7 separate regions of the Homo sapiens genome follow, and regions 2, 3, 4, 5, 6 and 7 are each linked to region 1. Evidence: chromatin loops called from intact Hi-C (ENCODE). Cell type or tissue: endothelial cell of umbilical vein. All regions are shown on one strand.

Region 1 (4,000 bases):
GGTTAACAGCATTTCCATAGGAAATGAATTTAAAAAGTAAGAACAAGTAGAATAGCCAGGTCAAAAAATACATGAATTTGCCACACTGTCATCAACACAGCGATGAGATTTTTGTCTGCCTACTCAGTTACAGAGGAAACAGATCGTGAACTGACACAGGGTTGAGGATGAACAGCACAGGTGTGGGAGGAGGATGAAGGAATGTGAAAGGACACTGATGTGAGAGATGTTAAAAGCCATTGACCATGCAGTCCTGCATGGAAACCCAGAAGAAACAGGAGACAATGGAAACTCAGCAGCACCCATACAGACTCAGAGATGGTAATGGGAGAGGAGGTAGTGAAGTTAGATGAACAGAAAATAATTTGATTATTGGTTTGAAGTTGAAGATTTCAAACATGAAACAATTCTGGGTGAAGATACAACCTAGACTAGAATGACTGACCATGGAGTTCTGCTTCTAATACTGGCTGTTGGAAAGCTATTGATGCTGTTTTATTTGGAGACATTACTTTTTGACTGAAAAATATAAATTGGATAGGCACCCTTAAAAACCTGGGGCATAGTTCTAGTGATCATATTTTATAAACCCAAATTAAAGCAGATGGCTTAGCAATAGCCCCTACATTTTGGTAATTTGTTGATGTATTTATATGAAAAGACAAAATAATATGTAACATATAACAATATATTGGTTCTATGTCAGAAAACTCAGGAACCACAGTTTCTGTAGCCATTATAGCAGTAACTTTTAGAATGACAAATAACAATGAGGCAAAAAATTAAATACTTCCAAACATGCTTAAAATACAACAATTTTGAGTTAGACTGTAAACTTCTTGAGAGAAGAGACCATTTATGAACTCCTGTGTTTCAATACTCCTTTTGCACAATTGTTCCCTTCATCACTACCAATATTTAGGACAGTATGGGCCAACAGTAAGAGATAAATAATACTTCTTGTTTAAATTCTTGGTTGGTGATTTTATCTATCTCTTTTGGGGAGGTGCATTCCAGCTAGAATAACTTAATTTTTTTATCCCCCAGAAGGATGGGTGTATTCTTTCTTGTTCTACTGCTAGTTTAAAGAACAGGCGACTTCCCTGCTCAGATTCCAAATTCCTTAGGAAAACAAGAAGCGACAACAAAACCACACCAGTAACTTCCACTCACATGTCAGTTTTAAAACAACTTGGGAAAGGTCAGTCTATTTGACTTCCTTCTATTGTTGAATTTACCCAGTTCCTGATTATATTACAGTCAGGTGGTGATTTTTAAAGGATATTCCTTTATCTGTTTCAGTTTTCTAAGCGACATAAATTAACCAGGAGCTTTCTTTTCACACTGAATACTGTTTGTCTTGGGAAAAGATTAGCTGTGATTTAAAATTTTTTTAAAAAACCTGTTCTCTTTAGCTCTTGCCTTTGCAAGCACACCGATAGCACTGGAGTGGGAACCCGTTGAAGAGATAGGTAGAAGGGAGCCAAGGAAAGCTCACCAGTGACACGAAGAGGTCACTGGTGTGTACTGTATCTCAATTTCACTGCCAAGGACACTCCTTAGTGGATTAAGCACTAAATTTAGACTTACTGAAATTATAGTCTTAGCCTTCAAACTAGGATTTCAGTTTGTTTTGATTTCTATTATCTCAAAGTTATTAGGTTTGTCCCAATTATCTGAAAACACACATTTATACTATGCAGTGGCTGAGTATAATGTGTAGAAAATTGTTCCTTAGGAAATCTTTTTAGTCTATCTTATGAACAATTCAGAATAATATATTATTTTTATATTTATCATTTTATTGATTGTTATTTTACTTTTCAGTTACCAATGCTACTCTAAATTTTCTATGGTTTTCTATATAATCTCTATATAATCTCCATATTTTTAGTACATTACATTTTTTTACCTTTATTATTATTATTTTTATCTCCCACTTGGCTTGGCTGCTTTAGTACATTTTTAAATGCTGCACAGACAATATCTGATAGTTAAAGTAGAATTCAATGTTTTCTTTTTTTTTAACTTTTAACTTCTGGGGTACAAGTGCAGCTTTGTTACATAGGTAAACTTGTATCCTGGGGGTTTTGTTGTTGAGATTATTTCATCACCCAGGTATTAAGCATAGTACCCATTAGTTATTTTTCCTGATCCTTTTCCTCCTCCCTCTCTCCACCCTTTCAAAGGCCCATGTGTCTTGTTGCCCTCTGTGTGTCCATGTGTTCTCATCATTTAGCTCCCACTTATAAGTGAGAATATGTGGTATTTGGTTTTCTGTTCCTGCATTAGTTTGCTGTGAATAATGGCCTTTAGCTCCATCTCTGTCTCTGCAAAAGGATACAAACTCCTTCTTTTTTATGGCCATATAGTATTCCTTGGTGTATATATACCATATTTTCAACATGAAAAAGGGGTGGAATATCAAAATCATCATTTGAAAAAAGAAATCCACAAAACTGGGTGGGAGTGGTCTGGGAGGAGATTGTGCTGGATGAGGAGATGTGTTTAGAGCATAACTTACTTTCTTTCTTTCTTTGTTTCTTTGTCTCTCTTTCTCTTTCTTTCATTTTTTTTTTTTCAGACAGAGTCTCTGCTTGCTCTGTCACCCAGTTTGGAGGGCAGTGGCACGATCGTGGATAACTGCAGCCTCGACCTCCCAAGCTGAAGCAGTCCTACCACCTCAGCCTGCCAAGTAACTGGGATTACAGGTGCACACCCCCATTCCTGGCTTTCTTTGTTTTTTCTGGTATAGATGAGGTGTTGCTGTGTTCCCCAGATGGTCTCAAACTCCTAGGCACAAGTGATCTTCCCGCCTTAGCCTCCCAAATTGTTGGGATTACAGATGTGAGCTGCTACGCCAGGCCTAGAGCATAAATTCTCAGATTACTTGAATGTGTTTCATGGGTAAACCTGCTTTTAGACTTCAATAATACTACTTACCAGAATAATGTTCCAGAGGCAATTTAGTATATGTTGGTCATCAGTGTTTAGGAATTGGGTAACCAAACCAGCAAGCTTAAAGTAACGGACAAGGAGTGCAGAGCAATGGTTATGAGCACACATTCTGCTTTGGGGAATTTGCGCAACGTGACCTTGGGCAATTTACCTAGCCTCTCTCTGCCTCAAGTTCCTCACCTGTAAAAGGAGGATAACAGAACTACCTCTTAAGATTGCTGTGAGGATTCATGAGGTAATAATATATGTATCACACGATATTGTGAACATTAATCCTGGCACATAGTAAACACTCAGACATCAACGTGAATACTCTGCCCAGTTTTTAAGTTGGTGTAGACTCCAGATGAACCATAAAACTGGTGGAAGTTTTAAAATAATGCCCATTTCTAGAGGTGGAAAAAAATAGCAAGATCAAAGAGCCCTGGCCTCTATGAAGGGATTGTGAAAGAGGAGAGAGATAATTAAGCATTTGGTTTGTACCAAGGAGGAAACACGTTTAATTTATAGCAGGAAAGGCTTAGTTTCAAGTTGGTAGACTTCCTGGCACATTGCGCTGTAAGATACTATTGAGCTGAAAATTGCAAAGAAAGGAGAACTTACTCAATGTCAGTCAAGATGGCATTAGTAAACTTGGAAGCTTCCCTGCATCTTTTTTGGATATGAAGTATAATGATTTGACATAAATATACTACTGCCTAAAACAAAAGAGCTGGATTCTACCACTATTAGAGTCACTTAACAGGGAGAATCACTTCACCCTGGGTCTCCTGATAGCAATTCAGTAACTAAGTTCCCTTGGTTGAGTTCCAAGACCAGTAATTCTTATAAGGAGGTTCACTCTAGAGCAAATAGTGTTTATGGTGATGTTTAAGCCTTACCCACATTCAATTTGAATTACAATGGAAAGTAAAAGTATTTGACATCTAATAATCCATTTACATTTGTTAGTGATCTCAATTTAAATCACCGTGCCTATGGCCTGACAGATGAGTTACTAGATTTTGATTTTCCTGAGGTTTATAATGTTTTAAAACTCATT
Region 2 (4,000 bases), 1.1 Mb before region 1:
GGTTTATGAAGGTGGTTTCATTCAGTGATTTGGTTTTATATTCACTACATTTAAGTAACAATTAACTACATAAAAATAAATTAAAACATGAACATATAGATAGATCTCCATCTTGAAAATAGACATGAAGTCATAATTCTGCTTCCAACCTGCCTATGTTGGGGCATTTTAAAAATTCCCTTAATTGTACATCCTACTCTGTCTTATATACCCTATTTCAGCACAACAGAACAGAGAAAGAATAAGGTTTCCCTTACAACTCTTAAAACTGATATTATCCTATGAAAGTCATTTAGTTATTTTAATTATTTTCATGACACTACCCCCAACAGCTTTCAATTTATTCACAGCTAGTGGGCATCTTTCAGACTATAAATAGTTGTAAATCCCTACAGGGCGAACTTTTTGAGAATTATTTTATCTGGGTTCTTAGAAAGCTTCATATGACTATCTTTTGATGTGCTATTTTAATCCTAATGGAGGAAATTAATATTATTGGAATAATACATATATAAGCTGTATAACTAAACAGCATGGTCATTTTAGTTGATTATTGACCTCTACCACCTCCATTCCTTCTGCCCTTCTGGTTAAAAGCTCGAGAGAGAGAGGAGAGGGAGTTAGTTCTGCTATTACATATTTTCTTCATGTTGGATTGAAGGTCATTATTTTGAACTCATAATTGCCCCTTGGTCTCTCAAACCCCATTAAGCTTAATGGTCTGATTTAATTTGCTTGGCTGGTCTTTACTCTAAAAATACCTTCTACTCCTCCTGCTTTTCCTTCCCTGATATGAACAGACAAAGCCTGGTTTTAATCCATGTTACATAAAATTTCCAGAGGAACCAATGAACATTCTATTCATGACAAAGATTTATAGCAATGCCTCTTCCACTTCATCAAAGAGTGCGATTGCATGGCACATACAGAGTGGGCAGACAGATTTTAATGATGCAATTACCAAAGTTTACCTCTCTGGCTGGTGTAAAAACTGGGCCAACAGGAGTTAAATGTTCCCTCCACAGGAGATCAGGGACAGAATTTTGAATGTCAACTTCTTCCTTACTGAGCTACTACATGTTTTCTTTTATACTTCTTCTACTTCCCTCCTCCCTACCCCACCTCCCATCAAGAGACTTATCTTCCACATTCTCACTGCTGTATTGGTTCAAATCTGCCTTGGACTCTCCTAAAAGTTCTCACAGTGCTGACAGGTCAGTGTAACAGTTTTCCATTAGTAAAGTCCGCATGCATAATTAAAAGGAACTTAGGAGACAAAACCATGAACTTGATACTTGTTATCATTATTCAAAATAGGTAGTTTGAGTTTTAAATCTAGAAAATTCTGACTTTTGCCAACAACAGAAAGAAAGTCCGCAGTTGAATAAACCTATTTTTTTAAAGAGAATAGCAAAAGGAAAACAAAGGCATCTTACAATTAACTTTTTGTTTTGATATTTGTTTAATGATTTGTTTTATTTTTTAAAAAATTCCAGACCAGTCAAATCTATACAATTTCATATTGATTTTTCAAAATTCAGTATCATTCAACACTTATTCATTTCTTTTCAGAACGTTTCTCTTAAATAAAGGTATAGTTTTCTCATTTTAAAGATGTAGTAATTTGTTAAAAGAATCCAGAAAAGTAATATTTACCTACAGAGTCGGAAATCAAGAAATTAGTTGATTTCAAAAGGCCTCCGTTAAGTACGTACTGAAAAGACACATGATACAATGTAAACACTTCCCTTGGGTTTTTATTAATTTTGTTTTATTTCATTTTCTAGACTTTTCCATTTGTCTTTTGGGCTGTATGTACATCAGTGAATGCTAGGAGCGCGGTTGGTCAAATAATGATATGCATATGGATCCCTGTAGGTGGCGCTGCAATCCTGCAAGAATAATTCTAGAGCCACCAACAGGTCTCCATTATGGTCTACCCAGATACTGATTTGGGACGCCTTCAGAAAATGGAAACGCTAATGAAAAATTAGTTAAATTTAACCAACAGTGATTTGTCCAATTTAAAATTAAAAAGGGAAATCATGTAGAACAAACCTAGGCATAAATATAAGCACGTACAACACATTTTAAACATCAACACTAAGTCTTCCTTAACCCTAATACTTCCAAATAATCTTTTTTAGAACCCTTGGCAACCCCAGTTTACACACACTGAAAAACGACAGTGCAATAAGAAAGATTGCATTGGCTTCTTCAACTGAGTAGTCAAAAGCATAGAATGATATTGAGAGTAATCTAAAAAAAAAATAAGCCTTTTCTAGGCTTAATTTTTATAATTTTTATAATATAATAAAATTATTAAATCTGCCAAATAACAGAAATACTTTCCCATGTTAGCACTTTAAATATTTTTAATTCTTTATATATTTGAGACTTATAGAGTGAAACAAAAATACAAAGAAAAATTTTATTAGTTGAATCAAAGCCTTAAGTTCATGATTTGTAAGGGGAGGAAGCACAAAAAAGTATCTGACTTTTTGATAGACTTGACACAGAAGTCAATGGAGACTTGCAGTTTACGTCAGGGTTTCTCAATCTTGGCATTGTTTACATTTGGAGACAGACAATTCTTTGTCATGGGGGGCTGTGCATTGTAGGATGTGTAGCAGTATCCTTAGTCTCTACCCACTAGATGCCAGTAGCACTCCCCCACCCCACTCCCAGTTTGTAACAACCAGAAATGTCTCCAGACACTGCCAAATATCCCTTGGAGGACAAAATTGCTCCTGAGTGAGAACCATTGGTCTATAGTTATGTATTTTTTTATACACAAAGGAAGAAGTATGTTGGAAGCGTGTCCTGTGATAAGCTATTCATAAAAATAGTAAGAGTTTGTTTTCTAATTAATTAATGTCCCAGAGGACCTAGAAACTTTGAGTATTCATCAACATAGACACAGTAACTCATCTCTATCACTTCAATACACCAAGGCATGCATATATTGTCTTCATCAAGTTTACATGCATGTTTCTTGTTTGAAATAACTGACTACTGTTTAAAGCTTTATCAAACAATGTAATGGTTAATGGAGTACCTACCATATTAAAATATTTGGGATTATACCTATTATGTATGCTTTCAGAAGATTACTGGAACATAATCTTCAAATAATAGTGGTTAATGAATTTTCTGGTGCTTTTTTAGGTATTTACTTAGAATAACATTGGAATCACTCACCATATTCTTCAATTTGAAGATTAATAATACTCTTGGAATATGACAAAAAATACACTATTCATGGGGTTTACATATTTTGGAGAACTAAAAATGTTATGCATCAATTTACATCAGATGCCTAGGGCATCTCTTTGCATAGCATGTTAGAATTTGAAGAGACATGCGAAATAATCTTACGTCCGGCCACTTTAGTGGTTTTGAAACTGAGGCTTACGGAGGTTAAATAGTGTCCTCAAAATAGCACAGCGAGAGAAAGTTCTGTGACTAGATCCCAGGTGTCTGGAATGCTTTCCAGTGGCTTCTTCGCCATGTCATGCTTATGGTGGAAGATGGCATCTCAGCTCTGGGTCTACATTTAATCTATTTCTGTATTTTGAATTTAATAATATCAATGCATAAAATACTGGCTTGCCTAGTTATATTATCAAAATATCGTTTAAAACCTTAAGACCCTGTTTGTTAGTTCAGGTCCACCAGACTGCCTACTTAAATAAAACAAGTAAAAATGATGGTGAGAAATTCTTAAGTACCTGTTTGATGAAATATCACTTGATAATTCTGGAAAGCTTTCCTGTTTATTTGAATATTATAGCATTGCTGAAATTGGAATTAAATGAATGCCTGATGTTGATTTTCTTAAAAAAAGAAAAATTCTGTTGCATATTTATTGCTACACTTATTTGTAATAAAGTGTGATAAATTCTCTCAAACATGACTACAAGGCCTGCCATAGCATGTGTTTTGTCATTGCTGTTCAAGTTTACCAGGTGCTGTGTGATAGTTCAATTACCCAATACCT
Region 3 (4,000 bases), 1.0 Mb before region 1:
TGGAGAATTAGTTGGTGTGGGATGAAAACCCCATACATTTGGTGTTAGGAGTGTAGTGAGTAGAAACAGATTATAGTGACCTATTAGAGTTATTTTCATCTCAGAAAACTTGCATGAAGAAGGGGGAGCTTATACAAAAATAAAGAATAACAACATATAACTTCATCATCTACTTCAAGGAACAAAGATGGCATAGAAAAAAGATTTATACCTTTTCTCCCCCACATACATTTTGTAAACCATATAGACTTCTTATGAATTAATGATAGCATAATAATATATATAATTAGCATTTTTTCAATTTTGGGGAATATTGATTATGAGTAGTTAGGGTACTCTAGAAAGCAGATACTTAAAACAATTTTTTCTCAGGACAGGTCTTTGAACTATAATTTTGATGAATAATTTTATTAGGATAGATACAGAAACAAATAATAGTTTTACTGAGGTTTCTGTTGTTCACCCTAGTACTGTAGTATGTACTCCTTTGAAATTTATTTGAATTCACATGAAATTAATTTGAGTGAATTAACTGAAATAAAACTTGTCTTTTACCGTAATAGCCAATAAGAAATATAATATTAACAATAGACCCAGCCGGGTGCAGTGGCTCACACCTGTAATCCCAGCACTTTGGGAGGCTGAGGAGGGCAGATCACCTGAGGTCGGGAGTTTAAGACCAGCCTGGCCAATATGGTGAAACCCCATCTTTACTAAAAATACAAAAATTAGCCGGGCATGGTGATGGGCACCTGTAATCCCAGCTACTCGGGAGGCTGAGGCAAGAGAATTGCTTGAACGTGGAGGCAGAGGTTGCAGTGAGCCGAGATCATGCCATTGCACTCCAGGCTGGGCAACAAGAGCAAAACTTGTGTAGTCAATATTTATTTATGTCTACCCATATATTTACCATTTTACTTGTTCTTTATTCTTTCCGCTATCTCCACGTTTGCCTCTGACATTATTATTATTTTTTAGACTGAGGTATATCTTTTAGTGAAAATGTGCCAGAGATAAAGTTTTTCTGAACTTACATATTTTTGTTTTAAAATGCCTTAACTACAGCTTTGTTTTGGAAGAATGTTCTCACAGGACAGAGTTCTTGCTTAGTGATTTTATTTTTTCAGTACTTTCAGAATACCAATTCATGGTCTTCTGACATATTTATTCATTGAGAAGCCAGTGTAAATTTATTATTAACAAAAAACTACCAGGTTCATGTATCTTTGTCAAAAGTTGTAGATTATGTAGAGAACTCTAAGTTTCCATTGCTGGATGTTTAGTTGCATGAGTGTTTGAGGATTCACACGTATTATCTATCTCTACTCTCTAAATTTCAAACAAAATTTTAAAATTAGAGGTAGTAATCAGATTTATTGGCTTTATTCTTGACAAGGCTGGCTTGGAGAATCTGGCTTAGATGTGGAAATACAATCTGCCTTTTATGGCCCTGTGACCCACCTTATCCTCTATGTCTCATCTAGATTGAGGGCTAACCCACTTGAGGAAGGATTGGTGTCTGCAGAGCACACACACGCTCAGAAAATACCTGCCTCACACAGCAGACCCTGGTAGCTGGATAGAGTGAGATGGCTTTCAGATGGTCTTGTGAAGGCTTGCCTGGGGCAGAGAACCACTTTGCTGTCAGGAAAAAAGAGAGCTCTCAGGGTAGAGCAGAGCAGGCTCATTTCCTTCTCCTAGTCCCATGAGTCAGGTAAGTTACTTCTCTTCTTTTTCTGGGAGAGAGTTAAGACAAGCCATGGATGCTCACTTTCCTTTTCTAAATGATGCACTTCCCTGCTTTATGGGCCAAAATGAGAACACTGAAGAGAGTTGAGAATAGTACTCCCTTCAGTAAGTGTAGTCACCAACCAGCTCCCTCCTAAGAGCTTGGAATCTCAAAAAAAAAAAAAGCATTCTTGAACAGTCTCCAGGAAGAACATTCCCGAGAACAACAGGCCTAAGAGGAATTTCCTTGGGTTCAGAGGTCCTGTGTTACATAGCTCTGTATCACTCATAGTGCTTTCAGCAAAATGGAGTATAAATAAGCAATTGTAAATTTTGTTTTGTTTTTCTTTGTTCAGTATTGCTTAGAGCAACAAGATTTAAATTTAAATCACTATAGATTTGATCACTGTAGAAAAGAATCAGAAATTCACCCTCGTTTCCAATTTCAAATGTAAACGCCACCAGTACAGTAAATGTACCATGAGAAACCTATTGGTGGCACTATGGAATTAGACAACTCTAGAGAAAACTTAGCAATAAATGGATATCCCTCTGAAACCTCAAGAGGTAATTTCCTTTGGTGGGATAATATGTAGATAAAATTGGAAATGAAAGCTATAGTTGAGCTATTTGTAATCAAGACACCTGCACAATTAATTTTAAAGTAACATATTGTTTTGTGGGTAAAATTAAATGTCTTATACAAATGTCTTATACAAGCACTTACACACTCTGGGAACAGATGCCAATGAATACATTTGGTGACTATTCATCAACCTCACAAAGATCACCTTAGCTTACAGAAAACACAGGGACCATTTTAAAAGTAAATTTGTAAAATTACATGAAGAGAAAGACATGCAATTCTGTGACTTTATGTGTCTTTTATTGCAAATACTATTGCTAAGACAAAATACCCACTCACATACACATAAATGAACTTCATGGATGCATGTATGGATAGAATGGATAGACTTCTGTATTGAGGTATAGATGCCTTTGTGAACAAATTTTTGTGCTTTAGCATGTTTTGTTCCTTTGTTTTAACTCTAGCATTCTTACCAAGAAAAATAACACATGTTGAAAATCCAAAGCAATGTAGATAAAGATCACATACCTTTTAGACACTAGCAACATTAGAATACCATGCAAAAAAGATGTTCATCAGGGCAAGGCTAATAAACAGTCCCCTGGAAATATCTTTCACCTCCCGCATAGTCCATTCTTCTAGCTGTAACTCCAACTAGTGCCACAAGACTTGTTTTTTTCTGGCTAAGCCCTGGGCAACATTCACCATCAAAGTACTATTATCTTCTTAATTTTTGCTTAGAAAAGAAAGAAAAACACACTTAGTGTTAAGATTGGATATGTTTTTAATTTTTAGATATCTGTACTATGGACATGAGCAAAATAATATGGAACTACAGTTTTTAAAAATGGCCACACAGAAAACCACCTTAGATGAAATGAATATGTAACCTGCCGTCGATTTAAAAAAATTAAGCTCACTGTCTCATGTTGAAAGGTCACAATCATTAATCTATTTAAAGTTAGCAACGGCCCGTGTGTCATACACGATTGTGGACACCTGACCTTGATACCTGCCATTCCACTGCCTCCCACAAGCTGTAGACAATTTAGTACTCCATCTGACAGTGACTTCTTTGTCATTTCTGGCTATATTCTTCATTTTTCCTCCTCTTGCTCCCACTTTAGAAACTACCATGTCCTTTCTTTCCCTTTTATGCTTTCTTATGAAATTTTATATCCTTTAATATTGTAACTACGTATATCACATAAAAAATAAACAACAAAAATCTTGGAAGGTATTCTACAGAATAAAGACGTCAGTCAGTTTGAAAATATTAGATACTTAATACAGGTAACATCTTAAGATTTAAAGTTTAGACTTATACTATGTTTTTAAAGGGACACTGATCAAGGATCTGAACTAAATTATAATGTAGACACAAAAAGACATCGCTAATGTTTCTGTAACAAAATGTCCACTAACAAAACAAAAGGTATTTTGTCTTAAAATTTGCAATGCTTTATTTTAAACAGTACAATAGCAACAATTATGTACCGTGACACAATTATAAAAAATTATCATCAAAGATAATAAACATTAAGATATTGTTGAAGGGTATTATTAGCTGGATTGTGCCCCTCCTCACACACCAAATTCATATGTTGAAGTATTGGCCCCCAGTACTTTAGAATGTGACTGTGTTACAGGATATTTAGGGTGGAATATCTCTGTGGCAGGTGG
Region 4 (4,000 bases), 380 kb before region 1:
CACCCTGCCCGGCCTCTCCTTCCTAAATCTCTAAATCTCTACATGATCTTTGTTTCCCAAGACCCTAGCATGTATTCTATAGACTTGAGTTAGATCATACCTCTTCCACTAATCCAATTAATTACCCAACTCACCCCTAAGCAACATGCTAACCAGAAAGACAACATATTTTATTGGTGAGTATCTATGGTAGGTAAAACCAGATCAACCTGATTCTGCTCTGTCAAGGTCCAGGTTTCTGAGTTTCTATCCTCTGTGAAGTTCCACCAGATCACACAGTATACAGGAGACACTGAAGGACAGGGTCAGTGTCATCTATGGTAGGTAAAACCGGATCAACCTGATTCTGCTCTGTCAAGGTCCAGGTTTCTGAGTTTCTGTCCTCTGTGATGTTCCACCAGATCACACAGTATACAGGAGACACTGAAGGACGGGATCCGTGTCTCGTTCCTTTCTCTGTGTCTTCTCTCCCCAATGGTATTTAAATATATACAAGACTCTCCCAATAAACATATTTTAAAAACCCTTCTCTTTTGTCTTGACTCTCTGTCTTATCACTTAAATTTCTTATGCCCATCTCCAAATTTCTCAGAAGTTCAGCCTGTCCCCGACATTGATCACCCTCTGCTTCTTAAAACTCTCCTAACTTGGTTTCTATTCCACCACATCCTCCTGGTTTTTCTTAAATTTTGATGAGTCTAGCTATTCCCTGTTTTCTTTGCACAGCCATCCCATATTGCCCAGCTTTATCTTATCAATCCCTATGTTCTCTCACATTGTAGTTTTATGTACACCTGTAGTTCAAGAACCACATAGTTACTAATGGCTTCCAAGTTCAAATCCTTGGTCCAAACCTCCCACTAGAAATGCTGATTTGTACATTAAACTACAGTCTCACTAAATGCACCAGAATAAACAGTAAGACTTCAAATTCAATGTGTCCAAAGCTGAAATCATTAATTTCTCCCTTAAGTTTGTTCCTATTCCTATATTCTCTAGTTTATGATACTGCCATTCAAACAAATATTTCAAGTAGAAACGAGGATCCCATTATTAATGTTACCACCTCCCTCAATCCTTGCATGTAATCAATCAAATCGCAGAGTCTTTGTTATTTTACTTCTAAGTAATTATAAAATCTATTCTTCTTATTACCCCAGCTACTGCTGTCATAACTAAGGCTCTTGACTTGAGACACTGTGGCAACCTTCTCAAAAGTCTCACTTAGAACCATTGTATCTTCTACTAGCCACGAGAGTTATAGCTATAATGTCTATGTCTTTTTAGCTCCCTAACTACTCAGAATAAAGCTCCTAGACAAGGAACATGGCCCCTTGCCCATTTCTATGCCATTATTTTTTGCCACTCAGTCTCATGCCTTTTATTTTTCACCTCTGAATCTCATACTTCATATTTCAGAAACCTCTAAATGCCTGCAGTTTCCCGTACAGCATTCAATTTCTTGCCTTCATTCTTTGCTCACAGCCTGTCTCTCTTCCTATCTCTTCTTGTCTTCTCCTCACCTCGGCCAACACACCTTACCTGCCTAACTCCTACTCATTCTTTGAGAATCTCCTATAGATTTTTTTGACATGTAACACCCACCACCCCCCAGGCTGAGTTAAATATCTGTTCTGCATGACCTCACAGTGCCTTGCGTATCTCTTTCCTGAATACTCATCCTCAGCCTTCAGCATAGTGCCCCATATACTGTTGGCTTTCATGAATATGTGTTGAATGGGTGAGTGTAGAATAGCAGGATGGCTTCCTGCTGACTGGGCTTTTAGCAATGTATCAGTCTAAGATATGATGTCATTTCTCTCCATTGAGCAGGGGACTGTGACTAATGATTTTTATCACTATTTCCTACTGAGCCTCATGATTTTGTTTGAAGTATTATAGATTTGAAGAATTTCAACCACATCCAGATCTACATGTGCTCACAAATTATGTTGGAAAATGAATATTAAAGTAGTTTCAATTGTGGAAAATTGTGACAAGTTTTCTCCAATAGAAGATGCAATCAAAGACAGCCTTATCATTTTCATGTTCTTCCATTCCAAATTTGTCACTGGAGATGCCAAAAAGCCAGACAAAGTTTTACCTTTGTGTCTCATCTGTATGTCTTCTCCAGTAGAGTAGTGCAAGTGATGTGAATGGACAGAAAGTTAGTCCACAAAGAGAAAAAGAGAAAAATCCCCTTCCATAATCAAGAGATAGCATAGTGCATTTTTACACTATTTTAGCATTTTAAACTCTAGAAAAATAGAACACTGCTTCCTGTAACTCACAAGTCGGAGCCTGGAATTTGTCTCACAGGAAACATCTGGGATGCTGCAGGTCAGGGGTGATGAAGGTTACAATGGGTATGTTTCACAGGGAAGGAGTAAGTGTGCGGAAACTGGAAGTTTCAGGGTATAGGATGTGAATACTTTTTAAGACAATGGAAGACAATAGCAAAGAAGCACAGACAACGGAAGAACTATGGGAAGAGATCTGAAAAAGAAACCAAGAGGCTTCAAGAGATAAAAACAAAATACGTCAAATAATTACTACTCACTGGATAAAAACAACAGAAAGGGAAAAATTGAGAGGCTGAGCTTTTAACTCAAAAAATGACAGAAGAAATGCAGCAGCATCTGTGGATGACTAAATCTAACATCCTTTGTTTGAGAGATGGTGGAGAACAAGGAAATACCGGCGGGGGAAGAATAGTCCTTTTTATCAGCACGTTGTCTAGCTTTATGGACAAGAGAATTTATCGACTGTTTTACCTGCACATGGTTTTTTTAAAAAAAGTTTATGTTAAACATCACTAATTTTCATTTGAACTTTAAAAATAAAAAATTCACAAAAAATTGATTTAAATATTTCATTCTGGTAAGACATAGAGTACATTGTTTCACCTATACTGATTTATTTTATAATTTGCAATATTAGCATTTGGAGATTTATATTTTGTCTTATCCACTAGGTATATTTCATTCAAAGTACCTTCATGAAACCTAACCTCCAAACTCTCCAGGTTCATGTGTCCCTTCAAATGACAGAAGGATTCAGACTTGCTCTTTATCTCCCATGTCTTTGCTCCAAAGCATTAGACTCCTGGCTTAGCCATCAAGATTACCATTTTAAGTAACAGTTTCTAAATATTCAGGTTCCCATAATAGAATAAAGTTTATACAAGTCGACAATCATAGGTACAGAGTTCATTTTTGTCCCTCTTGGTAAAATGAAATTATGGAAAAATATGTATTTATATTGTCTTTGATTAAGTTGTGTTTGATCTGAGCTTGAAAAGTTATAGAGTTATATAAATATTATATAATATACAGTTATACAATATTTTGCAGTAGCACAATACATATGTAGCACTCTTACAACAGCTATATATTCAGAATATTTAAACAATATTTTTAAAGTTTAGTATCACAAAACTATTTTATATACTGGAAGCCAAAGCCCCACATAAAACAATGCATAAATGTTTTAGGTCAAACAGGAAAAAAAGGGGGGTGGGGAATGATACTGAGAAGTCAAATATATTACTGCATTTTGGAACATTAAATTCATTTACTTATTAAGAAAATTTTGAGTTTTTTTCTAAACTATAAACATGCCTGTAAATGTGACAAATATAACATCTTACGGATGCCTAATGCTAACTCTTAACATGAAACATTACTCCAGACTGCTCTCCATGACTTATACTGAAACAGGAGTGAAAGAAGAAAAAGCATCAGCATTTTATATCTTATTTGTTTCAGGGATTTCTGTGTTATTTGGGGTTGTTCATGGGCAGTAATTGCATTAATTTTCATGTATGACTCCCCACTATCGTAATGAGAAAGGCTTCGTGTAACATTTCTCCATCCCAGTTGCAATTAAAATGAAGGGGCAAGAACAGCAAGATGCTCTGCTATATGGGAAAGTTGAATCTGCAGAAATCTCCTAAGCATTTGTGAAGAAAATTACAACCTACCCTTTACATTTTCTTTCT
Region 5 (4,000 bases), 760 kb before region 1:
ACATTCTCAACTCTTTGAAGATCAGCTATTTTTCCTGTTGAGCAATTCATTAGTCATGGTTCTGGTCTTGAGAAAGCGCATGTGGAGCTGAAACCTTACCTTTCCTTCCCTAAGAGAACCAATGTCACCCACTCTGCAGTCACGATTGGATAACTGAAAATCTTGTAAAGAGAAAAAAATGTTGCTTGAAGGCCTCAAATCCTAGACATGTTTCTGATTCAATTTGGTCAATTATTTTTTTCTCTTTGTGATACAAGTATATAAATACTGATTCTGTAGCCTAATAAATGAACTGAGTGTGAACTCCTTGATGAAGACTCTTTCATGATAGTGATTAATGGGCTGCAAATATTTTGAAATAAAAACCTGAAACCACAAACTAGTCATATAGTTGGCTAAATATTTTGTTTGGGTGCTCACATCTAACCTACAGATAACCTTGTGTTAACCCTGTATTCCAAACCAAGAAGGAAAGGCTGGGGTTTTCAAGAGGGCGATTTGTGGTTTGGGTTTGGTCTGTCTGAAAAGAGCTGTGGCTCACAGTCTTAACGAGGTTCGTCTTCCAAGTCTCTGACCAACTGAGCAGAGGTTCTCACAGAAGCAAGTTGTGACAGCTGGAATTTGGCATCCACAGCTTCTTAGAAAAGGCTGCTGATCCCAGACTGATAGTTTTAAAACCTTAAAACAAGACTGTTACCATTCTTGAAATTTGTTTCAGCAGGCGCCAGGGAGGAATGTTACTGCCCCTCATTGCTAGACGGGAGTCTCGTCCCAGCATAACTGAAGATCTTCTGGGCTCTGGGCTCCTGCCTCATTCAGAGATTATGTTTCCCTGTCTGTGGCAGGATGCTGGCAAAACCACATGCTTTGTTTAAACATATGGAACGAGTGGTAAGATCAGCAAAGGCCCTTAAAGCCAATGTCAAAAGGCCATCACCATATGAGAGAACTGAGCAAAATGCACTGAGGACAAGCAATTTGTCTGAATCTTGCAGAAGTAGCTTTTAAATCCTTTATAAAAAATTAAGATTTATTTTTGAATTTTGATACATCTTGTCCAGCTTGTAATTTGTTCACTCTCATGCAAAAGAAAGCATACATATGCTATTAACTCTTGACTATGTAGAATATAAAACTCACTTTGTAGGTGATTCATGGTCTTTCATTTCCCTCTTTAATTTTTCATTTTTTCTAATGCTTTAGGACTAAATTATTTCTTCTATCAAAAAAATAAAAGTCAGCAAGGAATAAGAAACTAAATGTTTCCTTCTTTGTAGCATCTTTGAGAAAAACAACTCTCAACCCTGGAGCACGACTTTGTGATTGGTGACAGTTAAAGACCATAAAATATTTATGTGAGGATATGTAATTTTTTCTAATATTTCAGCTTCTTGTTCTGTCACTTACTAGTGTGTGATCATGGGCAAGACTCCAAACCTCTAGAAGCCTAAATTCCCTACAGTAAACAATAATAATAAAGTTACGTGTTGGTTGTGTGGATTTAATGACTAAATATGAAAATATTATTTGAAAACAATAAAATAAGTGTTACATTATATTGTTATAATCTTTGCTCATGGTAATTCAATGAAATCTTTATATTTTCTGATATTTATAAAATAGAATTTAAAATTATAATATTGATAGATTTATTAAGTTAAATAAAAGTTTTATTTTTAAGTCACACAAAATTGAGAAGGAAAAAGAAAATAGCAAACCGTGAAGAGTTAGACCAGGCCAGTTGGAGTCAGAACTTTAATAATTACCTCCTAGAAGCTGGAGGGGTCAGCCAAGAGGTACTTCTGGTACTGTGGGACTCCAGCATGCCCCAATGGCTCAGGAAGGAATCCTGGGCTTGAAATTTCAATTGCTTTAGTCATCATCCCTTTCAGTGTCAGTGAAAGCCAACTGTAAGGACAAATTCACAGAAAGAGTTAACAGGATGAGGGCAAATAAAGACCCAGGATTGAACTCTGGGGGTAGGGAAGGAACAGTATTTAAGGAATGCTTGGAAAAATATGACTATCCAAACCTGAGAAGCAATACCTAGCAAATTAGGAGGAAAACCTAGACTGAATGGTTTTTCTGAGACCTAATGGGCAAAATTCCAGCAAGGAAAATGTAGTCATTTGTTGTGCTGTCAATGCCACTGAGAAGTCAAATAAGATGAAAACTGGAAAAGGTACCGTAAAGAGGCCAGTAATGAGATTGTATGAGCAGCTTAAATGAAATGAGGGAAGGGTCTAGATTTCAGTGAGTTGAGGTTGGACTAACAATGAAGTAAAGAAAGACAGCAAATGTGGAACACTCCTCATCTTTTTGTTTTAAGGCAGGAGACACTTGATATTGAAAAAATATCTTTAGATAAATGAGAAAGAAAGTGCAATCCCAGGAGAAAAAGAAGGATCACTGATGGAGTAAGTTCTCTTAGGAGCTGAGAGGGTGAAATACTGTGCATTGGCAGGAAGATTAGATATGAGGTGGAGAGAGAAAGAATGGAGGGAGATCAGGATAGTACAGACAGGGAAGTTTACAGGTTTAGAAGCAGGAAAGAAATTGAGCATCTCTATTTTATATATGAAATACTCAACCTTAGTATGCTGCTATATATATTATATTTAGTATATTTCAACAGAGCTCAATGCAATGAAAATAAAATGGGAAAACTTAATTTGAGCTATTCATCTTTATAGTTAAATAGTGACCAAAAGAGGTGCAGAAACAAAACACTATAAATAACTGTTTGCTCATACATTTCAATTAATATATTGAGAGCTTAAGAAGTGTCAGAAAGTTTGTTTTTACTGAGGGTACAAAAGAAAAAGTGAGATTTAGTTCCAACATGAAGGATAATAACTAACCGTACAAGGCTATGGCTTGACTGTAAGAATTCTTAACATCAGAATGGACTCCTTGCAAGAAAATCAAGTATTTTACAGCTAGCTGGAAAGCACCATGGTTACTGTTTTGTCTGGGACTATTTAATAACTAAGCATGGACCTGTTGCCTGGGTGGGGATTGACAATGTGTCTTGTTCAGGCAATGAATCTCTAGAACACTTCTGAGGCATTTAAGACTATGAAATTGAATCTTGTGTGGCATAAAATCAGTCCCACAAATTTAAAAGCAGGACAGAATGTAGATATCCCCCAATATTTTTACAATGTGCAGAATCTTACAAAACAATACATGTAATATTGTTTCTATACTACTCATAGATGATTAGTATTATAACAAAGAAAGCTGTTAATACTTAAGTTTAGTATATTTGGGTTGAGATACCTTTATTGAGAAATGAATTTGCCTTTTGGGAAGTTATTCTAAATATCCAGGAGCATGTGTGTGTGTGTGTGTGTGTGTGTGTGTGTGTGTGTGTATTCCATTATAAAAACTTTAAATAAGCTCAGTGAACATTGAAATTTACCATGCAAGTATATAATATTAATTTTCAGTAGCTTACACTTTGATATATATTTACTAGATAGAATTAACTAAATCGTTCTCCTAATAGCAAAACTTTAACTTGTGAATTAGTGTAAGATCATTTTAGTTCCACTCTGATTTTTACATTGATTAACAAGACATGGAAATTGTAAATTAAATTCTTAGAAAAATTTAGGAATTGTCCCATAAAATTATCTGTGTGTGTGTGTTTGTGTATTCTTAGAATTGTAAAAAGCCTGTAAGAAACGAGATGTTTTGAATTAGTCTGAAATTAGTATTCAATAGCAGGTATGTGCTTTTGTAAGAATGTGTTAGGTCCCAATGTCTTAATTTTGATATTCAATTGAATGTTTGCTGTTTTAGACTTGTGTCTTTTGTTTCCTATTTTTCTTCCTGTTAAGAGTTACAGATTTTCTGGGAGGTTTCAGCCCAGTATAAAAGAGAAGCTCTGTCTACATGTAATAAATGCACACAAATACACACATGTATAGATACTTGAGCAACTACCATGCTATTCAATTTTTGGGTAGAACTTCTCTTGAGATTGAACTTCTGT
Region 6 (4,000 bases), 470 kb before region 1:
GTATAAACAAATATGAAATTATCCTTGAGGCATGGAAAATTTGATCCTCTTAAAGAGCTCTTTGGTTTGATGTTGCTTGGTTTGCTTTCTTTTTGTTCTGAGAATTAGCATGACTCAGCAGTCTGTAATGTTAATTGCAATCAAGACCAACAAGTTAATTCAAATAAGGAAACTTCAAGAAAATCATTAAAGTACCAGGCTAGCTATTAATGATGATAATAACAATAATGATATTTTATGTGTCTATAGTTACTTTTTATATGAGCATTTAAGAGGACTTTACTAATAAATACTTTGATTTTACCCAAATAAAGCTACTTTTTCAATTATATGCACTTCTGTAAAATTGCTTCAAATATCAGTATGCATCATACACATAGAAGCCTTGAATTTTAGCACTTGAACCATTTATGCACTTAGTTTATTTAAAGAATATCAGTTTTTTTAATGTTCTAGAAATAGCTTGCATCCTGAAAATTGATTACAGGTGTTATCAAAGTTAAACAGCTATTATTATAAATGATACAAGAGAAAATATAGATATATGCACCTCTTTTATAGGTCAGAAATGGAAATTCTAATGACCTAGAAAAGAACATTTTTGGAAATTTGTCTCATCTCAGTGAAACTTAGGCTTTTTCTTGTTCTTCCAGGTTGAATACTTTAATAGCAAAACTCTTTGTCTTAAAAAATATATATACACATACACATGCCTTGGGTTCAGGGGTGCTCTGATACATTGTAAGTTATCCTAGATGAGAGAGTATCCTAGGAGTGATCATTCCTCCTCTCTGCTGAGTGAGCCCCTCCAGGATGGGGCTGAGCAGTGCATTTATCCCCTAAAAGATAAATTTAGCTCTGTGGTGAAAGGCATTGAGTTGTCAATGGTTCCCTAATGAAACCTTCACTTGGCCGGGCACGGTGGCTCACTCCTGTAATCTCAGCCCTTTAAGAGGCCGAGGTGTGCAGATAACCTGAGGTCAAAAGTTCGAGACCAGCCTGGCCAACATGGTGAAACCCCATCTCTACTAAAAATACAAAAATTAACTGGGCGTGGTGGCACATGCCTGTAATCCCAACTACTCGGGAGGCTGAGGCAGGAAAATTGTTTGACCCTGGGAGGCAGAGATTGCAGTGAGCCAAGATCATGCCAGTGCACTCCAGCCTGGGTGACAGAGCAAGCAAGAAAAGAAAAGTAAAGAAAAGAAGGAAAGGAAAGGAAAGGAAAGAAAAGAGAAAAGAAAAGAAAAGAATAAGGCCTCTGTGGCTGGAAGCTGGTAAGGGACAAAAGATAATCTTAGAAACAGGGTCCAAATCCTATGGGATCAAGTAGGTTGTGATAAGGAGTTTCAATTTTGCATTCATTTCAATAGGAAGATATTAGAATGCTAAGAAGATCACCACAAATGTGCTTGTTTGAAAACTAATAATAATGGTAGTAATAATAGCAACAATTCAAAAATAACAGTGGTTTGGATTTTCTCTCGCCAGCCCTCACTCTCCTCCAAATGAGATAAGAAAGGTGTCACAGTGCCAGGGAAGTATAATAACATCAGAAGGGGTGAAACCTGTGCAGAGCTCTGAAGCATTGGCAGAGCCTGGCCTGGTGGCCAGCAAGAGGCTAATGGTGCCAATTACCAACAGAGGGAGCCTGGAGATGGAGCAGACTCCTGGAATATGATGATGGAGGAGACTGACTCATTTTTGGATATTTTATGAGTAAGTAGTCTATTGGAATATCCAGGCGGATTTTTTCAGCAGACCTTTGTAATAATGTCAGAAGAACCGTCTGACATTATTATAAAGAACTTAAGATAGAACTGTAGATTTGGGAGCCCTAAACATACACAGTGATCAGCATGTACGTTTTTTGTATTTGTGAATTAAACATGGTTTAAAAACATTGAACAGTCTATTTTTTGAGAGAGTAAAATTCCTAAGAGACAGAATGTTAGAAGATATTTACAATCTGTGTTGTAGTAACCAACAGAGTATATAGTGACTACTAAAACCTGGGAGCCGTTTTTTTTTTTGTTTTTTTTTTTTGTTTTTTTTGTTTTTTTTTTTTTTTGAGACAGAATCTTGCTCTGTTGCCCAGGCTGGAGTGCAGTGGTGCAATCTCGGCTCACTGCAACCTCCACCTCCTGGGTGTAAGCGATTCTCATGCCTCAGCCTCTGGAGTAGTTGGGACTACAGGCACGCACCACCATGCCTGGCTAATTTTTGTATTTTTAGTAGAGACAGGGTTTTGCCGTGTTGCCCAGGCTGGTCTTGATCTACTGGCCTCAAGTGATGCACCACCCTCAGCCTCCCAAAGTGCTGGGATTATGGGTGTGAGCCACTGCGCCTGGCCAGGAGTCTTTCTTCTTACCAGTTTTATATAAGCAACAACAAACTCCCTTACCCAGCAGTATTACTAAAATGACTAGAAGCATTAAGGTTTGAGGACATTCCTAGCACAATGCCAGACCCTTTATGACTTTTTTGACCCATGACAACAATCCCACTTAAAATAAAACAAAAACAAACAAAGAAAAGCAAAACAGACTCTGTAAACAGAAAATTCACTTGCTACTTTATAGCCAGGTCTCTTAACCTGAGGTCCATTGGATTGCTTGGTCTCTAGAGAGGCTTCAGGTAGTCTGTGAATCCTTTGATTTATAATCAAAATAGTTGGGGTGGGGGAAAGATGTACATGAAAATTTTCCTAGAGTCCATCTCTCTCATCAGAGACTCCAAAAATTTCTTGACTCAGGAGAGTTTAGAAACCATTGCCTTATACTGATAATATTGTTGTTGGTAACAATGATGACATAATATGAAAATTCCCTTCTTCGCCACCTACCATACTCTCACAAATTCACCAAAAAAAAAAAAAAAAAAACCAATAACAACAAACAAAACAAAAACAATATTTGGTAATTTGGTATCAGTACCAGCAATTCCCTGATGATTTTAAGTGTAAAGGTAGGTGTACAGCCCACAAGTTATCCACTACTAGTCCACCATCCCTTGGATACACTCGCCTGGTTGGCGTTTCTAGTTTCTCCATTTCTCATATTTGTCAATCCCCTTCTGCTAATTTCTGGGTATAATATAAATTAAAATGTTAATATATAGCTATTTGGGCAAGGTGAAGATATAGAGTGTCTTGAATCCAGGTCACTAGAATTTGTAGAGCAGCCTACAGTTTAAAAGTATTTACTGTGAGTTAGGGTATAATTCATTTCCATTTTATAGATCAGAAAACAGAGTGCTTAGGGGTTAGATGACTGGCCTAATTTTATCCAGCTGGTGCAGTGCCAGGACTTAAGCCTAAAAGTTCTGACTCAAAATTCTTGTTCCACAAACTGAGACAGCTTTTCCCAAAGGAATGAAACCCAGCCTTTCTCTTCCACAGTGCTCCATTAAAAAAAAAAAAAAAAAAAAAAATCAAATACGTGCCAATTAATATAGCTCTGTATAGGGAGATTTTAAAATATCTGGAAACAAACTAACCAAACAACTGTTTAACTTTCTCATCCTAGACATGACCAGAAGACTTATTGAACAAAAACACTGCAATGATGCTATACTAGATCCAGCTCTATCTTTGAAAGTAACCTCTTTGGGTTGGAGAGTTGTGATGGAGAATAATGTTTTTATACCCTCTTCCCCAATAACCTCGAAACATATATTTTGAATGAATTAGCCACCAAAAGAAAAAAATGTGTTTTCTCTTGACTATTTGCTTTAGTTTATTAAGGTTTTCAATCAACACTCTTCCTTATCCAAAACCCTTCTCTTACTTCCAGTCTTTTCCAGGTAATACTGTTACTGGTCTCCCTGGGGCTATTTTTCTAGTACAATCAAGTCTGCTATTTTTTTTTTTTTTTTTTTTTGCCAGATAATCCTTCTAAACACAAACCAAATGGCATCAGTCTCCTGCTCAAAAACACTGATCATTACCTACTACAGGATACCCTTAATGAGCCCTTCTGTAATCTGGATTCAAAATCTT
Region 7 (4,000 bases), 570 kb before region 1:
TTAAGATGCTCAAAACTCAGAGGGATTGAATTATAAGCAAAGGAATGTTACTATAAGAATACTAAAAATATGAGAATTTTTAAATAAATAAAGGACAGAAACCATAAAGGAAAAACAACAACCAGCTAGCCATACAAAACTGTAAATGTTTATTTGACTAAAGATGACATAAAAATGTTAATCCACAGTCACAAAAATGTTTTCCATTTTAAATATTGAAGTAAGAGTCTCTAGTCAAATGATAACCAAACCATGTGAAGAGAATAAATACATAATTCACAATAGAAGATTAAAGAATCAAATGTTAACTAAAAATTTTTATTACTCCAATAGTAAAACAATGCTAATAGGATCAATATTTTCATCTATTAGACAGAAAATAATTTAAAATATTGATATTATCCAACTATAAAGTGTTCTCAAGGGTATAGGTAAATAGCTTCTCATGAATGTTCTTTATAAATAATAAATTGATTCAACTTTTTTGAGGTCAAGTGGGCATTTTTAATCAATAAGAATGATGATAAGTATTTATTACGCATTATATATTGCATAAGTATTTATGCCTTAAATACTTTATGTTTATTAACATTTGGTTTTTACAAGGACTCTGTGAGGTAGATATTGTTATTATTCTTCCCTACTTTGCAGAGGAGAAAACTGAGTCATGGAGAGGTCCAATAGCTTACCTAGTTAAAAAAGAAAAAAATTATACAACTAGGAAGCAGAGACAGTGGAATTTGAACCCATATACTCTGGCACCAAAGTTTGTGGCCTTAACTTTTCTGTAATACAACCCTATAGTGTTTCATATATTGTTTTTAAATGTGCCCAAGATTTTATTTTTATTCGAGGATGGTGAGGCTAACAGATCAAGAAACAGGGTTATCAAAAAGACAGTTTGTTGCTCACAGTTCCCAAGAGAAGGGACATGCTAAACCACACAGGGCCACCTGGGCAGCACCCAGGTCAGGCAGGTGGGAGAAGAAGCAAGAGGAAAGCACGGGACACAGCCTTTGTTATAGTCTTCACAGGAAGGAATGGACAAGGCAAGGGAAGCAAGCTGTGCAGTCTTAGGACTGGGTAGTTTGAATAATTTCAGTGGGCTCTGAGATACAGGGGTTATCTCTAGTTGCCTGATACCCAGCCCTGGGATAATTTGGACAGATGAATATTGCCTCCTGGAGTATAAGAACCAGACAGAATAGGTGGTTGAGAGTATGGACTTGGGATTGGTTGATTCGTATATCAAAAGCACACTTTTAGGCCAAAAAAATAAAAGTGTGCTTTTGCTATACAAACCAACCAATGGTTGCTTTTTTGCTATGTCTAGGAATAATCTAACCTTGGAAGGGGCAATCTGTCCAGGGACAGAAACACTCCAGATGCCAGAGCATCAAGAATAGAGAAAATAAGAAAATATGCTAATGCATGTATGTATTTTATTTGACTCACTAATTTACTATCTAGGGTTTTATACTATAGAAATCCATGCGTAAGCAGAGATGTGTAACACAAATGCTCAATGCAACACTGCTTGCGACTGCTAAAACTTGGAAACAATATATATATTTATCAAGAGCAGGTAGTGGGATTGATTTTGCTATAAACAGAATGGGTTGTGCAAATCTTAACAAGAGGAGAGATGACTATGTGCATTGACATGGTAGGCTGTATGTACAGTTATATTTACATGAGAAAGGCTGAGAAAGATGAAAATACTTTCTGCTTCATACACTACTGTATTGTTTCAGTTTTCATAAAGAGCCTATTCTACTTTTCATACTTTTGATAAGGATTATTTTCTGTTTTATATCCTAATAACAGAAGAATATATAAGTTAATTTGAGTGATAAGGGACTAACTGCAAATAAAAGATCAACTGCGGTGTCACTTTTGAAGAAAATACAATGATCCTGGTGTTTGTAGAAGCTGTGCCTACAGAGAAGGAAGTCAGGCTCTAGCAAATCACTGTTAGAGGTAGGGATGTTTCTGAAGAATTCTAACCACTGGCCACAAGACAACAACAGTTCTATAAAGTTAGTGGGCATCAGAACCATGTGAAGGGCTTATTACAACAAGATTGAGATTCCTGCTCCTCACCTCCAAAATTCATGATGCAGAGGGTCTGTGGTGGGCCCCAAAATGTGCATTTCTAACAAGTTGCAGGTGGTGCTGATGCTGCTAATCTGGGGACCACACTTTGAGAACCACTACTCAAGAGAATGAGCTATTGAATGAGGACACTAATTCAGAGGAGACTTTTTAACAGCTTTGAGTAGAGGCTGGCTCAACTGACCTTGACAAAGGAGCAACCAGCCATACCTGTGAGACTGGGTGAACGAAGCCTGCCAGCAGAGGGCAGTGCAAGAAATAATAGGCACCCCAAGTGTGAACAGAGCTATTGTTCTAATTTCACCTGACTTAACTGCATGACGAGAATCCGAAATGATTCACTGTTTAAGTAAGGTTAAGTAGTGATTCTTCAACATAGCTGTTTTGAGTGATCAACTGCAAGGTAAATATTTTGGGGTCGATCCTCAGGCCTGGAATACTCACATGGCCAAGTCATATATTGGTTATGGAGGATCCCAAAGGAGGCAGTGAAAAATCTTACAGCTTAAAAGCCCAGTTGTCAGGGATATTATTTGGCAAAAATATGTTTCAACTTCTCTATATGAGTCTCTTCCATTTCCATTCATATACTCCCTTGTCGAACTTGACTCTGTGAAGGGCAACACTAAATTTTACCTCCTTTGCTAAGATATTGATATGAGAGTGGTGTGGAAAATATGTCACTTTCTCATGAAAAAAATAATAGGAAACCCTGAAACTTTGCTCTAAACTTTAGCCAAATTGACTCACGAAGTTTAATTTTGGTTATCATTTCATGTTCAAAATTCAGGACAAAATGGTGAAAGAAAATACTAGATAGTAGTTTTGTTACATTTGTTTTATTATCTCAAATCGGGTTTCTGTTACAAAATATGTTTAGAGCTACTATCAAAAATAGTGTCATCATATTGATCTGAATTACAGAATGGTAAGGTACTGAGCATTTGGTTCAATTTTGTCACTTAAAGGTAGCATTGGTCATGCCAATTGATGACAAGGGCATCAAAAGGAGCAATAGCGACAAAGGGAGTACTATTAACATATGCTGTTTTATAAATAAAGTCCAAGATTTGAACCAAAGTAATCCAAGCTGAAACACTGGCATTTTACATAGAGTCAAATATTATCACCAATGTGAAATGCATTACAAGGTAGAAAAATACATTTCCTATTGTTTTCAAAAGATAATATCTATATTTTATGTTTGATGTTTATTTATTTATTTATTTATTTATTATACTTTAAGTTTTAGGGTACATGTGCACAACCTGCAGGTTTGTTACATATGTATACATGTGCCATGTTGGTGTGCTGCACCCATATATGAGTTAATGGGTATGTTCGATGTTTAAATCAGAAAGTTGTTCCGCCAAAATCTGAGAAATTAAGAACTTTTTATGTAACTCTATCACTTCTTTCTGAAGTATGACATGCCATATTATGTGATCATAGCAATAATCTAATTGCAATGACTAGTTCTTACACCACAGATTTTCAGACTCACTGTGGGATGGATAGTAAAGGATGGCAATGGTTGGTTAAATAGGGAAAAAGAATACGGACCAATGAATATGCAGGATGAATGAACAGCATTTACTGATGAACAACACAATTCCCCTCTATTAATACCAAGGACTGAATTACAACTGAGATCCTTGCTCTTCACACACTGGCAAAGACCTTTGGCAGCAGAGGGCTGAGTCATTTTTATCTGCCGTGTTGCCATGGGATTCTACTGCCCTGGAGATCCTTCTACTGGCACCTGTAGCACCAGCAATGTGCATCACTCGCACTGGGAACTCTCTCAGGGAAGAAGCAGAGACAACCCACCTGCGAACTTTTCAAAATCAGAAAGTGTCATTTTTGCAGTGATTGAGTTATCTCT

What was found. Hi-C counts contacts between places; a loop is a spot of excess contacts. Peaks named below come from ENCODE experiments on the same cell type or tissue, not always from the same donor. Only the 100,000 strongest peaks of a DNase experiment are listed, where the experiment ranks them.
Region 2: it touches region 1 in a loop (7-fold over the local background); 27 of 110 quality-filtered maps call a loop at or near these places.
Region 3: it touches region 1 in a loop (5-fold over the local background); 8 of 110 quality-filtered maps call a loop at or near these places.
Region 4: it touches region 1 in a loop (5-fold over the local background); 2 of 110 quality-filtered maps call a loop at or near these places.
Region 5: it touches region 1 in a loop (13-fold over the local background); 6 of 110 quality-filtered maps call a loop at or near these places.
Region 6: a loop joins it to region 1, with 7 times the contacts of the local background. A loop is called at or near these places in 9 of 110 quality-filtered maps.
Region 7: it touches region 1 in a loop (4-fold over the local background); 21 of 110 quality-filtered maps call a loop at or near these places.

What each region holds. Positions count from the first base shown.
Region 1 is chr6:113,878,190-113,882,189 of GRCh38, forward strand. LOC124901382 (a long non-coding RNA gene) reads left to right here. Exons shown (of 3, transcript XR_007059716.1): 2 at 2,585-4,000. Among named protein-coding and RNA genes, the nearest start is that of MROCKI, 6.8 kb to the left of the region's middle. In endothelial cell of umbilical vein, a CTCF peak has its summit at 1,539; a DNase peak (open chromatin) is centred at 1,472; H3K27ac peaks cover 760 bases.
Region 2 is chr6:112,778,807-112,782,806 of GRCh38, forward strand. The region is part of intron 1 of LOC107986634 (a long non-coding RNA gene); the gene reads right to left. Among named protein-coding and RNA genes, the nearest start is that of RFPL4B, 430 kb to the left of the region's middle. RefSeq lists a silencer at 1,882-1,991. In endothelial cell of umbilical vein, a CTCF peak has its summit at 1,881 (motif pointing right); DNase peaks (open chromatin) are centred at 1,895 and 2,635; H3K27ac peaks cover 245 bases.
Region 3 is chr6:112,875,678-112,879,677 of GRCh38, forward strand. No RefSeq gene overlaps it. Among named protein-coding and RNA genes, the nearest start is that of RFPL4B, 530 kb to the left of the region's middle. In endothelial cell of umbilical vein, no CTCF peak of the experiment used is centred here; a DNase peak (open chromatin) is centred at 2,024; H3K27ac peaks cover 1,398 bases.
Region 4 is chr6:113,493,987-113,497,986 of GRCh38, forward strand. No RefSeq gene overlaps it. Among named protein-coding and RNA genes, the nearest start is that of LINC02518, 63 kb to the left of the region's middle. In endothelial cell of umbilical vein, no CTCF peak of the experiment used is centred here; DNase peaks (open chromatin) are centred at 1,815 and 2,365; H3K27ac peaks cover 3,016 bases.
Region 5 is chr6:113,120,348-113,124,347 of GRCh38, forward strand. It overlaps LOC105377956 (a long non-coding RNA gene), which reads right to left. Exons shown (of 4, transcript XR_942894.1): 4 at 1,775-1,908. Among named protein-coding and RNA genes, the nearest start is that of LINC02518, 310 kb to the right of the region's middle. In endothelial cell of umbilical vein, a CTCF peak has its summit at 1,787; DNase peaks (open chromatin) are centred at 294, 624 and 1,944; H3K27ac peaks cover 3,167 bases.
Region 6 is chr6:113,413,055-113,417,054 of GRCh38, forward strand. No RefSeq gene overlaps it. Among named protein-coding and RNA genes, the nearest start is that of LINC02518, 18 kb to the right of the region's middle. In endothelial cell of umbilical vein, a CTCF peak has its summit at 1,607 (motif pointing right); a DNase peak (open chromatin) is centred at 1,637.
Region 7 is chr6:113,304,384-113,308,383 of GRCh38, forward strand. No RefSeq gene overlaps it. Among named protein-coding and RNA genes, the nearest start is that of LINC02518, 130 kb to the right of the region's middle. In endothelial cell of umbilical vein, a CTCF peak has its summit at 2,345 (motif pointing right); no DNase peak of the experiment used is centred here.